Regions from separate parts of the Homo sapiens genome. Here region 1 is linked to region 2. A link is a loop called in an ENCODE intact Hi-C map of the cell type or tissue named here. Cell type or tissue: ascending aorta. All regions are shown on one strand. Each heading gives the region's core, and the rest is flanking DNA. Links, peaks and the distances in the headings are about the cores only.

What was found. Hi-C counts contacts between places; a loop is a spot of excess contacts. Peaks named below come from ENCODE experiments on the same cell type or tissue, not always from the same donor. Only the 100,000 strongest peaks of a DNase experiment are listed, where the experiment ranks them.
Region 1: a loop joins it to region 2, with 2.0 times the contacts of the local background. A loop is called at or near these places in 3 of 110 quality-filtered maps.

The regions. Positions count from the first base shown.
Region 1 is chr2:23,494,816-23,500,185 of GRCh38, forward strand. All of the region lies in intron 2 of KLHL29 (kelch like family member 29), which reads left to right. Among named protein-coding and RNA genes, the nearest start is that of LINC02923, 110 kb to the left of the region's middle. RefSeq lists an enhancer at 2,457-3,140. In ascending aorta, for the core only: no CTCF peak of the experiment used is centred there; DNase peaks (open chromatin) are centred at 896, 2,396 and 4,738; H3K27ac peaks cover 3,218 bases.
Region 2 is chr2:23,409,302-23,414,671 of GRCh38, forward strand. All of the region lies in intron 1 of KLHL29 (kelch like family member 29), which reads left to right. Among named protein-coding and RNA genes, the nearest start is that of LINC02923, 25 kb to the left of the region's middle. In ascending aorta, for the core only: no CTCF peak of the experiment used is centred there; a DNase peak (open chromatin) is centred at 2,700; H3K27ac peaks cover 1,798 bases.

The sequences.
Region 1 (5,370 bases), core at 87-5,086, 85 kb after region 2:
GCTCCTTCTGTCTTCTTTCCACACACCCAGTTGCCATCAGCGTATCTGTCGTGCAGCTCACACTGGCCTTGCACTATTGCAGTATCCTGGTCTTGATGAAGCGACAGTGCTCCTTTCGTCGCCGTAAGCCAATCTCTCCTTCCCACTCACCCAGCCCCAAGCACCTGGGCCTTCAGTGCTGCCTCAGTGCCTCTGTTGGAAGGAAATCTCTTTTATTTTATTTATTTCTGTGAGTATTTTATTTATTTTTTGGAGACGGAGTCTTGAACTCCTGGCCTCAAGCAATTTTCTCGAACTCCTGGCCTCAAGCAATTTTCACATCTCAGTCTCCCAGAGTGCTGGGATCACAGGCGTGCATCACTGTACCTGGCTGGAAACCCCATTTTTAAGGGAAATGGTAAAAGATGTGAGGGCCTGCAGGAGGTGGTCCCTGTAGTGACGTTCTAGGAGGTGCCTCTGTGGGCTGTCAGGCAGGTGGCAGGGAAGTCAATGGAGCCCCCCAATCCTGGTGCCCATGCCATGCTTTTTGGTGAGGTGGGTCCAGGTCATTGCCCCTACCTGGCTCTGGGACACATGATAATTTTGCAGCAGAGGTGTTGAGGTTGTGTCTTCTGATGTTTGGCTGGACATTCCCATTTGTTTTCATGAATGTCTGAAATGTCATCTCACTTAAACCAGTACAATACTCTTTATCTTCTGCCCTGGGTGGCAGTGGGTATAACAGTCAACCCTGCCATGTCCCCTGGGACTCGGGACATTCTCCCAGCCCCCATTGGTCCCAGCTTCTCTCCAGGACATCACAGAGGAGCTTTGGGGTCAAGCCTGCACCGTACCCACCTCCACTGTACCCACAGCTCCAGCGAGAGTGACGGCCCCTCCTGGCATCGTGTCAGGGCCAGGGCTCCGGGGGTTGACACCCCAGAACAGGCTCCGGCTCATGGCTGTGGACGCCTACCTTGTTGGCACTGGGAGAGTCTAATCCCGCCACGACTGTAGCACGCGCATGTGTTTGAAAACCTCCTTGGCAGGCAGGACCTCCTAATTTTTTCCACTTCTTGTGATTAGCGTTGCAGACTAATCCTAGCACCAGACTCAACACCAGCTGTTCTTCCCCCACTGCTTGTTTTTACTTACGAACCAAATCCTGGAGTTGCTGCCGAATTGGCCAGCGCCGCTCTGCTCCTCCCTCAGCCCGAGCTGCAGCCAGTCACCTATGGCATGACCTCAGATGAACTGTCTTTTCAACATGGCCACCCGTGTGTCCTTCACAGTGCCCGGACGGCACTGCTCAGTCTCAGGGGGCACGAGAGGGGCTCACTGGGTTCCAAAGAGGACTCCGGCTTACCCGCTGCAGCAGTGGGATATCAGCTGTTCCTGGAGCCAAACTGATCTTAGAAATTTGGTTTTGCATCCTTAGACACGAGACAGCCCTGGATACCACTTATAATTTTTTATGTAATATGGTATTTTCAGAATAAGATATGTAACATTTAGATAAGTTGTATGACAACAATGAAATGAACACACATGATCCATCCCACCTCTGAACTTAAGAGCTGAAACATCACCAGACTATTGAAACTGCCTGTTTTCCTGCTCCATTCATTCCAGGTCCTCTTAAATTTGGAAAGGGGTATGCAGAAAGAGCACAGCCCTGGTACCTCCTCCCTCTCCCCCATCCTGCTCCCACCGGAAAGATATGTTTTCCCCCAAAAAGGGTACCCCGCCAGTGTGCAGCAGCAGCACCCCCTCTAACCTTCAGCGGGGCCAGCGGTGGAGGGAGGGGAGGCAGTGCAGCCTGGGCAGGAAGCAAGGCCTCAGTGGCCTCCAGATTTGCAAGAGGGGCCAGAGCTGCCCTAGGGGGCCCAGGGACCACCGCTGTCTCTGCTTTGGAAATTTCTCTGGCATGCTTCCTCTTCCCCTGACTTCTGTGGCAATGCTTGGGGGAAAGTTATTTACTGAATGCAGACCCAGGGACTCAGACTTCTGCATCCATACATACCATCCATTTGCATTTCTGTGAGAGTCTCTCACATACCTGGAAGGCCCTAAAAACAAATCAGGGAGTGTGGCATATGGGACATTTGCCCTCCAAACACTGCAGCGTCAAGAAGAATTGCAATTGTCAGAAATATCATATTCCTGTCAAAAGCGCATGAAATCAATTCTGTAAATTGAGAAACATAAGTCACAGTTATATTTGTTCTGCAACCATATAAGAATCACGAGTTTCTCCTAGGGTAGGAAAAAAAAAAAAAACTATGAGCCCTTTAGAATGACTTAATGTCCAATCATAGCCACCTTTACCAGGCAGTGCTGTTTCTGTTGGCATGAGATTTCTGACTGCCTTCAGTCGGTGGGTATTTCCGCTGGGTTGGTTGCTTTCTTGGCAACTGCGATTACTTGAAAACGGGATGAAAGTAAGTGACTCCTTTTTTGTTTTCCTCCTTGGCAATCTCTCTGTGGTTTTGTGGCTGCCCATGTGGTTCTCTTTCCTTCCTCTGTCCCTCCATGACTAGAGCACCACAGCAGGGAGCCGAGGGTTTCCTGGGGTTGGGCAGTCACTCAGCCCCTCCCTCTAGCAGTGCACGTGCTCTGGAGTTCCACATACCTGGACCCTGTTACCCCGTTTTAGTTGCACAGGACTGCTGGGGGAGACGGTGCAATAATCATTTGGTCAAGATGAGCCAAGCCTCCTTTGGGCCGAGCACGGAGATCACAGAAATGGACTCCAACTCACCTCCACCCAGAGAGGCAGGGCCAAGCCTAAAAGTTTTGTAGGGATTTAGGGAAGGGAGGGAGCAAAGGGCTGGGAGAGCCAGGGAAGGTTCATTAGCCCAGGAGCATCTTTCCCTGCCTCCTAAAGGAATATAGCCTTAAGCTCTTTGGAGGAGAGGGGAATATTCCAGCTGGGCCAAGAGAGAGGGTGGCCTGAGGCTGGTGCGTGCATGTGACCTGAGGGGCACTGAGCTGTGAGCTGGAGGTGTCGAGTGGGCCTCAGCACTGAAGTCAGGGGAAACCAACCGTATGGATGCCGTTCTGAAAGACAGCCTGTATTACAGGAGCACCGGGTAGAAAGTATTCAAGGAGACAGAGATCTGTCTGGAACTACGGGAAGGGCTGACTCAAGATTTCTGGCCAGAATCCTAGGATTTTTCTTTTTTAATTTAAGGTGTGCAGCACAATGTTTTGATAAACTTATAGATAGTGAAATGGTTATTATAGTTAAGTGACTTAACATATCCATCATCTCACCTAGTTACCCTTTTCTGTGTGTGAAAAAAGCACCAAAATCTACTCTTAGCAAACTTCCAGCATACAATATAATATTATCCTATACACTGACAGTGAACACCATCCTATTCATATATTGGGCAGGGTAGGTTTGTTTGTTTTGGATGTAGAACTCATCACCAGGAAAGCAGGCAAGAATTCCCCGAAAATCAAGAAGTCTGAGATATGAGCAGCAGTAAATCTGTTTTCTCTGAAGTGCCAGTGTAGACTCCATTCTGCTGTCTCTACCTTGGCCTCCATACCGAGTGGGCTGGAGGCTGCGGCACCAGTGAGGTGCCCTGACATCCAGCTGGCTGTGACAAATCAGAACAAACACCCGATCAGGCAGGAGACTACTACCTGGGGGCCTCGCCCTGCCCTCCCTGCCAAGCAGGGAGCTCCAGGCCTTTGGGGCCAAAGGAAGCCCCTCTGCTGAGGCTCAGGAAGGTTTTCGGGGTTGGGGAGCAGACTGGAAGAACTTAGTCCTGCCCTGACCAACACCCAGCTTTCTCAGCGCCTTCGTTAGGACATTTAGGAAGGTCGGGGCTTCCTTCCACACTGAGAATTCTGCAGTAATGCAGATGTCCTATACTGTGCTGGCAAGTGCTGTTGAACACTTAGAATGTGGCACGTGTGACTGGGGAACTGAATTGTGAATTCTATTTAAGCTAAATTAATGTTAATTGAAATAGTCACATTGACGAGTAGCTACCATATTGGACAGTGTAACCTTAGAAGATTCAAGGCAGAACCTGGGTGAGGCCGCCCCTATGCCTCCCAAGACTGGGCGACCTGTCACTGTGTCTCTTTCCATTGCTGAAAGTGACAGAGCCTACGGAGCTCTCAGAGAGAAATTATCCTGAAAATCAGACCGAATGGCTGAACGCTTACAGATGTCCCTGCGACCGATCACGTTTCCTTTCGTGGCCATAAGAATTGTATTAAATATTAGGCATAGGAGGAATCTTACCAGGTTTTCCCTAAAGCCCTTTTCTCTCTTGCTGCATGAAGTTTCCTCTCCTGCAGCTGCCTGAGGAAATGGTTTCGCAAGACTTTATTATTTTTGGATTTTTTGGCATACTCACTGAAGCCAGGCCTGGGTACTCAGTTTCCATTTGATTTCTGGCTGCTCAGGGCTCACTCCTCCTGCCCATGCTGGTGGGATTTCTTGTAGGCCAGACAGTGGAATGGTTTAGAGCAGCCCTACCTCTCCCTTCTTTGGGGTGACTGGAGAGGAAATTGAGGGGCCAGCTACCACTGCTTACAGGAAATGGACAGATTAGGGCAACTGGATCAACATTGCATTGAAAATACCTGGCTTCTGTGGGTGTGAGGCAGGACTACCTGAATAGATACTTATGTTCTTGCTCCAGAGCTGTCAGACTCAAGCAGTGGCTGGGCTTTAGGTGACTTGGTGACGTTCCCTGGCTCTAGGGTAGCTATGGAGTAATCGGAATCACCGTCTGATTTCAGCAATTGCACTTCTCAGAGTTGGGCAATGAGGCTAAGGAGAAAAGGGATGGCTGGAACAAGTTTGAGGCGGGAAGAGGAGAAAGGTCTTCAGCCCCTTGGGCACACAGAGACAGCACTGTCGGCCCCCACCCAGAGAAAGTAAAGCATGACTTGGAGATCCAGAGTCTGCCAGACCCCAGGGCAGTCTCTCAGGAGATGAGGGAGGAGTGGGGCGGAACAGCGCAGCTGCTGTGTTTATGACACATCTTCCTCCATGGACTGCTTAGGACGCTTCAACCTTAATATTTGAGGCGCATTCTCTAGAAATAGTCTTTGTCCACTGGCTGAGATGGGTGGGAACAGAGGAGTAGGAGGTGTTGGCTTTTTTTAGGATAGAAGGTTATTGGTTTATTTAAGTGCATTTGCTTTGGTTTTAGCGTTGTGAGGATAATTAATTTACGTATGACCCTCCTTAGACCTGTAAATATGTATTGGTACCAACTGTACAGCAGGCCCTGTGCTGTCCGCCAGCAAGATAACAGTGAATGAAAACATCTCTGCTCTAAAGTAGATATTCTCCCCAGCCCTTCCCAGCATGGTCTGGAAGGGAACAGCAGGATATTCAGACAGTGCCTTAGCAAGGAA
Region 2 (5,370 bases), core at 173-5,172:
CATCTTCTCCAGATTAAGGCCTTCTATCAGTTATGGGAAAGGCAAGGATTTCTCCTACCCTGATTCTTCCTAGCATATGGCTGGAGGTGGGGGCGGAATCTCCCCACATCCCCACACAGACGGCTTGTGAATGTTCTGATGGTGTGCGTTTCCTCCGTTGGACGAACAACTCATCTTTTACTCTTTGCTTTTTATGCCAGTTTGGGAAGGTTGTTTTTCTCCCACTTGAAAATCTTCCTCGGAAGGAATATGTTGCCATCAGCAATTCCTCTGTGTTGTAACTATCTCCTATGAAGCCAGACTGTAAGGCAGTGCGTCTTCCCTCAATAGAACCCAAGCCCATTCTTCATGGTTCAGCAAATCTCTGAGTGCCTTCTGCGTGCCAGGCACTGTGCTTGGTGTTGGAACTCGACAGGGAGCAAAACCATGCCTGGTTCTTTCCCTCAAGGAGTTTACAGTCTAGTGGGGGAGACAGATGTTTATCAGATAGTGCAAAAGGCAATAAACACTATGAAGGAAGATGGTCAGTGCCATTACAGGGAGCTCCGCCTCTTCTTGGATTCAGGGAGTAGGGGGAACTGATCTGAGATTTAAAGAAATGATAAGCTTAGCATTTAAAGGGAGGGTGAGCTGGGGAAGGAGCAGGGATGATGCATTCCAGGCAGAGGAGATACATGTGCAGGAGAGAGTATGGTGCCTTCAAGGAGATGCGAAAAGGTCAGAGAAACTGGCATTAAGAAACCAGAGGGGAGCATGGCACAGGCGGAGAGTGGAGAATTAGGAGGGAGAGGCCATGCAGGGTTTGTCTAGCCGCATAAGTATGCTGTGTCTTTATTGCAAGAGCACTGACTGGCTGACTGTTTTTAAGCAAGGGAATGGCATTCTGCAAAGACAGCCCTGGCTACCATGTGGTAAGCCACTGTGAAACACTAAGGAAGAAGAAATGGGGTACAGTTAGGAGAGGACTGCGGGAGTCCAGGAGAGAGTTGAGGGGATGGTGCATGTGGAGACAGGTAAATGGGCAGGCTGGGGTGGGGGGTTCGAGGGTGGGAAGTAAAGGAGAGGGATGTCTCAAGGTGACCCCTAGATTACTGGATGGATGTGGTGCTGTGCTGGGCACTGGGAACAGTGGAAGGGGTCAGGTATATTGGAGAAAACTGAGCTTTGTTTAGGACTGGGTGTGAGGACTCCTGAGGCATGGCAGTGGTGGCAGATAGGCAGTTATGTGTGTGGGTCTGGCTTTCACTCACAGGAGACATCAGGGCCAGAGACAGAAATTTCGAGGAATCATCCACATAAGATTCTGAGAGAAGAATCTTAGTAGTAAGGGTCAAGCTGTTGGTCCGCAGTCCTCTTCAGACCTCTTGCTGCTGCTGCTGCTTGTGACGACACTCTGACTTCCAAAGACAGTACTTCCCAGGTGTGGAGGAGGGCATTGCATTTCCTGTGTATCCTCCACCATGTGCTGGCTGAGTCAAGAATGGAGGTAATAAAAGAGACGTAAACACGGGAAACCACACGTCTAAAGCGTCCCATCTGTAAACTCTTGCTTACTCTCCAGACTCACAGGCCCCATCCTTCAGAGTGAGTCTCTTGAGTACAGAGATGGAACTTGGAAGTCTCTCCTGCTCCCTCCCTCCTCTGACCAGAGCCTTCCCTTCCTCCCCCAGCCCCTCATTTCTGAACAATGAGCCTTCAAATACCTTGCCCCTTAAATTACGTGCTTAAATTTAAGATCATTTATCTAATTATTCATGTAATAAATGTTTATTAAGCACCTGCTCTGTGCCAGGCACAGTGGCATGGATAAAGATGGTGGAGGCACAAGATGGGGTTATAATGTCGATATGACAAATGTTGAAATATAGGGATGTCCAAATCTCCTGTGAGGCCAGGTGAGGGAGGGGCAGTTCAAGGGAGTGAGAGAAGGCCTAGGGATTTGTGACATGTAGCAAAGGTTGAGGACAGGGTAGTGAGAACATTTGGGGCAGAATAAACAGATGTGTCAGAGGAAGTGTTGTGGGAATGTGAAGTAGTTCCCATGCCTGGAGTATATTGGGTATGTATGTTGCAAAAATTGTGTGTGTGTGTGTGTGTGTGTGTGTGTGTGTGTGTGTGTGTGTGGTCAAGGTAGGATGGAAGGGCGAGGTAATGGGTCATGGGGGTAGAGAGAGGGAGATGGGTTATGACCTCTAAGCTGCCAAGGTAGGTAACATCCAAATAAGGCAGGACCTCGAGAAGAGAGTTGTGAGGTCGGCCAGATTTCCTTCTGTTGTGTGTGTGCCGCAAGAGTTTTCTCAGCCTCATCCATTCCCGCTGTCGGGAGATGAGACAAAAATATCCTTATTCTTCTTGCATTGGGAAATGCAAGCTTGCACTGGAATCTTAACAGGTACTGCTGGTTCTGCCTTCTCCACTTCCCAGATGTGGGCATGGCAGCTCCCAGCATCAGTAGCATTGAAAGATTGGTTCTGAGGGTCTCCTCGGGCTCTTTTGGCAGAGTGGAGATAAGTTTCTAATCTGAGTCACTTAGGGTTCTTTGCATGGGCCCAGTCTAATAACTAAAAGCTCTCTGGAGGAGCCAGAATTTTCGTCATGGATGTTTTCTGACTCATGTTGTCATTGGAATGACTTTTAGTTCCTTTGGGCATGTCTGACTTCTACGCTTCTTAGGAAATGTAGCAAAGGTTGAGAAAAGGGTGGTGAGAGCATTTGGGGCAGAAGAAACAGATGTGTCAGAGGAAGTGTTGTGGGAATGTGAGGTGGTTTCCATGCTTGGAGTATGTCGGGTATGTATGTTGCAAAAATGTGTGTGCGTGAAGGGGGGGGGGGGGCGGTGCGGTAGAGGTAGGATGGAAGGGCCATCTCTGACCTGAGACCACTGGGCTGGACAGTTCCAGGGTTGGGGTGCTGTGGGCTTGTCGAGTGGCCAGATCACGCCTAATATCTGCTCAGGGTGTGTCAATGGTTGAGGAATTTCAGAGAACTAATACAAACAAGTTCATGCCATTGCTCTGAATTCAGGCCCCAGCAGTGTTTATGATTGCTTGACCAAGCCCTCACCAGCTCTTTCTGGAATACTCAGTCCAGTGAGAAGTGGGCACTGGGGGACAGAGAAGGAAGAGGAGAGAATCATGAGCCATGCTGGATATGCAGGTGGGCTGCAGGGCTCAAACTTGAACCAGTGCATCTAAATGGGCCAATGGTGCCTTGTGGACTGAATGTTCTCCAAGGCTTAGGAGGGGTGGGAGGACCCCAGGACCACTACCTTGAGGGAAGGAGAGAGCCTGGGACCGCTGGAGCTGGGGACAGAGCTGTGAGAACCAGAGGGAGTGGAGATTACTGTGGACAAGAAGCATCTTGGAAGGTCTTTCAAGCACCTGGGCCTGGACAAAAAAGTTCCACAGGGGTCAAAGGCAACACTGCGGAAATCCTCTGACAGACTGGGTGTAGCTGGCCAGGGTGGTCCACGGGATGCTATGAGGACCACTTGTCTCCTCCGCAAGAAGCTCGCAAAATGGGAAATGGCAGGTGTCGGCCTTGGAGGGAGATGGCTGGTTCAGCAGCGCAGGCATCCTTCTCCCTCTGCTTCTGTTTGACTGCTTCCAAGTCACCTTTCATGTTGTAAACCACTGCTTGTCACTTTGCCAAATTCCTATGCTCTTACTTAAGTGTGATTCAAGCACTAGATGTTTTTGACATTTGAAGATTACTTGGTTCTTTGGGCAATTTTCTCGTTTGCCTTCAAAAAAATGCCTGCAGTTCTCTATTTCATCCGGTGGAAAGGTGAGGCCCAGGATGCATGTAATGAACTGATGGCACTGTGAGGCACTGGGCCCGGTGAACTCGCAGGGTGTAGCTGAGATACAAGGTGTTTTCTACTAAAAGGATCAAGGCAGCTCCTCGACCTCACATTGGGGATCATTTGTACTGAAGATAATTCTTCAGCGGAGTCGTGCTGGCACTGAGTTAGCCAGATGAGCTGATCTCCATGCTGAAGCCAACCATGGGGCCAGCCATTTCCATCCTGACTGCCCACATGCTGTGTGATCCATTTTCTTTGTGGCAGAGGGCTGGTCACTGCAGACCCATGGACACGGGTGTCACCATATGGTCACTCCAGACATGGACGTGGGTTTCATAATATCATCCTTTCTACTCCACTGAGCCAGGACTGCCATCACCGGGCAGAGGTTAATTGAAAATTCATGTAACTATCCGCTCATTTATTAAGACCCACCTCCTTTTCTTCCCTCTCCCAATGCCTCTCTAATGCCAAAATGAGTCTCCACCCCTGGGGAGAGACGGGAGAAAGAACAACCTGCTCCCCACCTTGAAAGAAACCATTGACTTCATGGAAAAAACCACAGATTCATGGCCCTGCAGTGTTTGTCTTGGAATGTTTGTTCATTTTCCCATTTGTTCCCTTTGTAAGCTGTGCATCTGTCCCCACCAAGCCCGGTGCTCTGAAGGTGGCATCGATGGCCCTGAGTTTGTCCCTAGCTCCCGCCCTTCCTTTGTAATGTGTCCCTTCTTCCCCCACGGGTGCGGTGGGAGGCCCGTGCACCCTGCTGTGGGGTAAGGTGGCATCAGGCACAGAGAGAGTGACCCGGGGTTGTCTTTGGTCACTCACAAGGTAATTTCACTTGGCAAATGATTGGAAAAGAGGCTGCTGTTCTCACAGACGTCTGTGAACCCCATGCCTGAGCTTCTTAGCCCTCCTAGCTGTGCTGTTCCCCAGATGGAGTCCATTCCATTAAAGGACTGGAAAACAGAACTCTTGAAGACAGGATAAAGGATTAGGGATAATTTCATTTCAGAAGAAAGAGGCTGAGGAGGGACTTAATTGTCTTTGAAGGATCCTCCTGTGGAGGACAGAGATGAGTTGTTCTCCATCTCACTGAGCGAGAGGAGACAAAGTGGATCTCAAATGAATGTGCAAAGCTTCCTGTGAGCTGGGGCCGGCCCCCTGCAGGGAAGGTTCAGGGAGACTGGGCAGACAGAGTGGGTGGCACTAGGGGCTGTGGGGGCCGCGCAGACGGATGTGTTTGTGCGGCGGGGTGGGAGGGATGCTGTGGGAGAAAGAGATGTCTCCATCCCGTCTCAGAAAGGAAATTGTTAAAAGCAAGAAATTAACAGACAGTGAGTAGGAGAGACCCCCAGTGGCAGGGGAAGCAGGTGTGGAGTGGGTTCAGGCTGGCTGGGTCCTGCAGACTGGGTGGAAAGCATGTCAGCTGAAGTACAGAGGTCACACAGGGAGAGCAGGAGGGGCCCATGGGGCTGGAGAGCTCAATTTGAGCCTCTTTCCCCCAAAGGTATGGGGACCCACTGGAGATCCTTCAGCCAGGGAGTGACCCATGATGGGGCTTC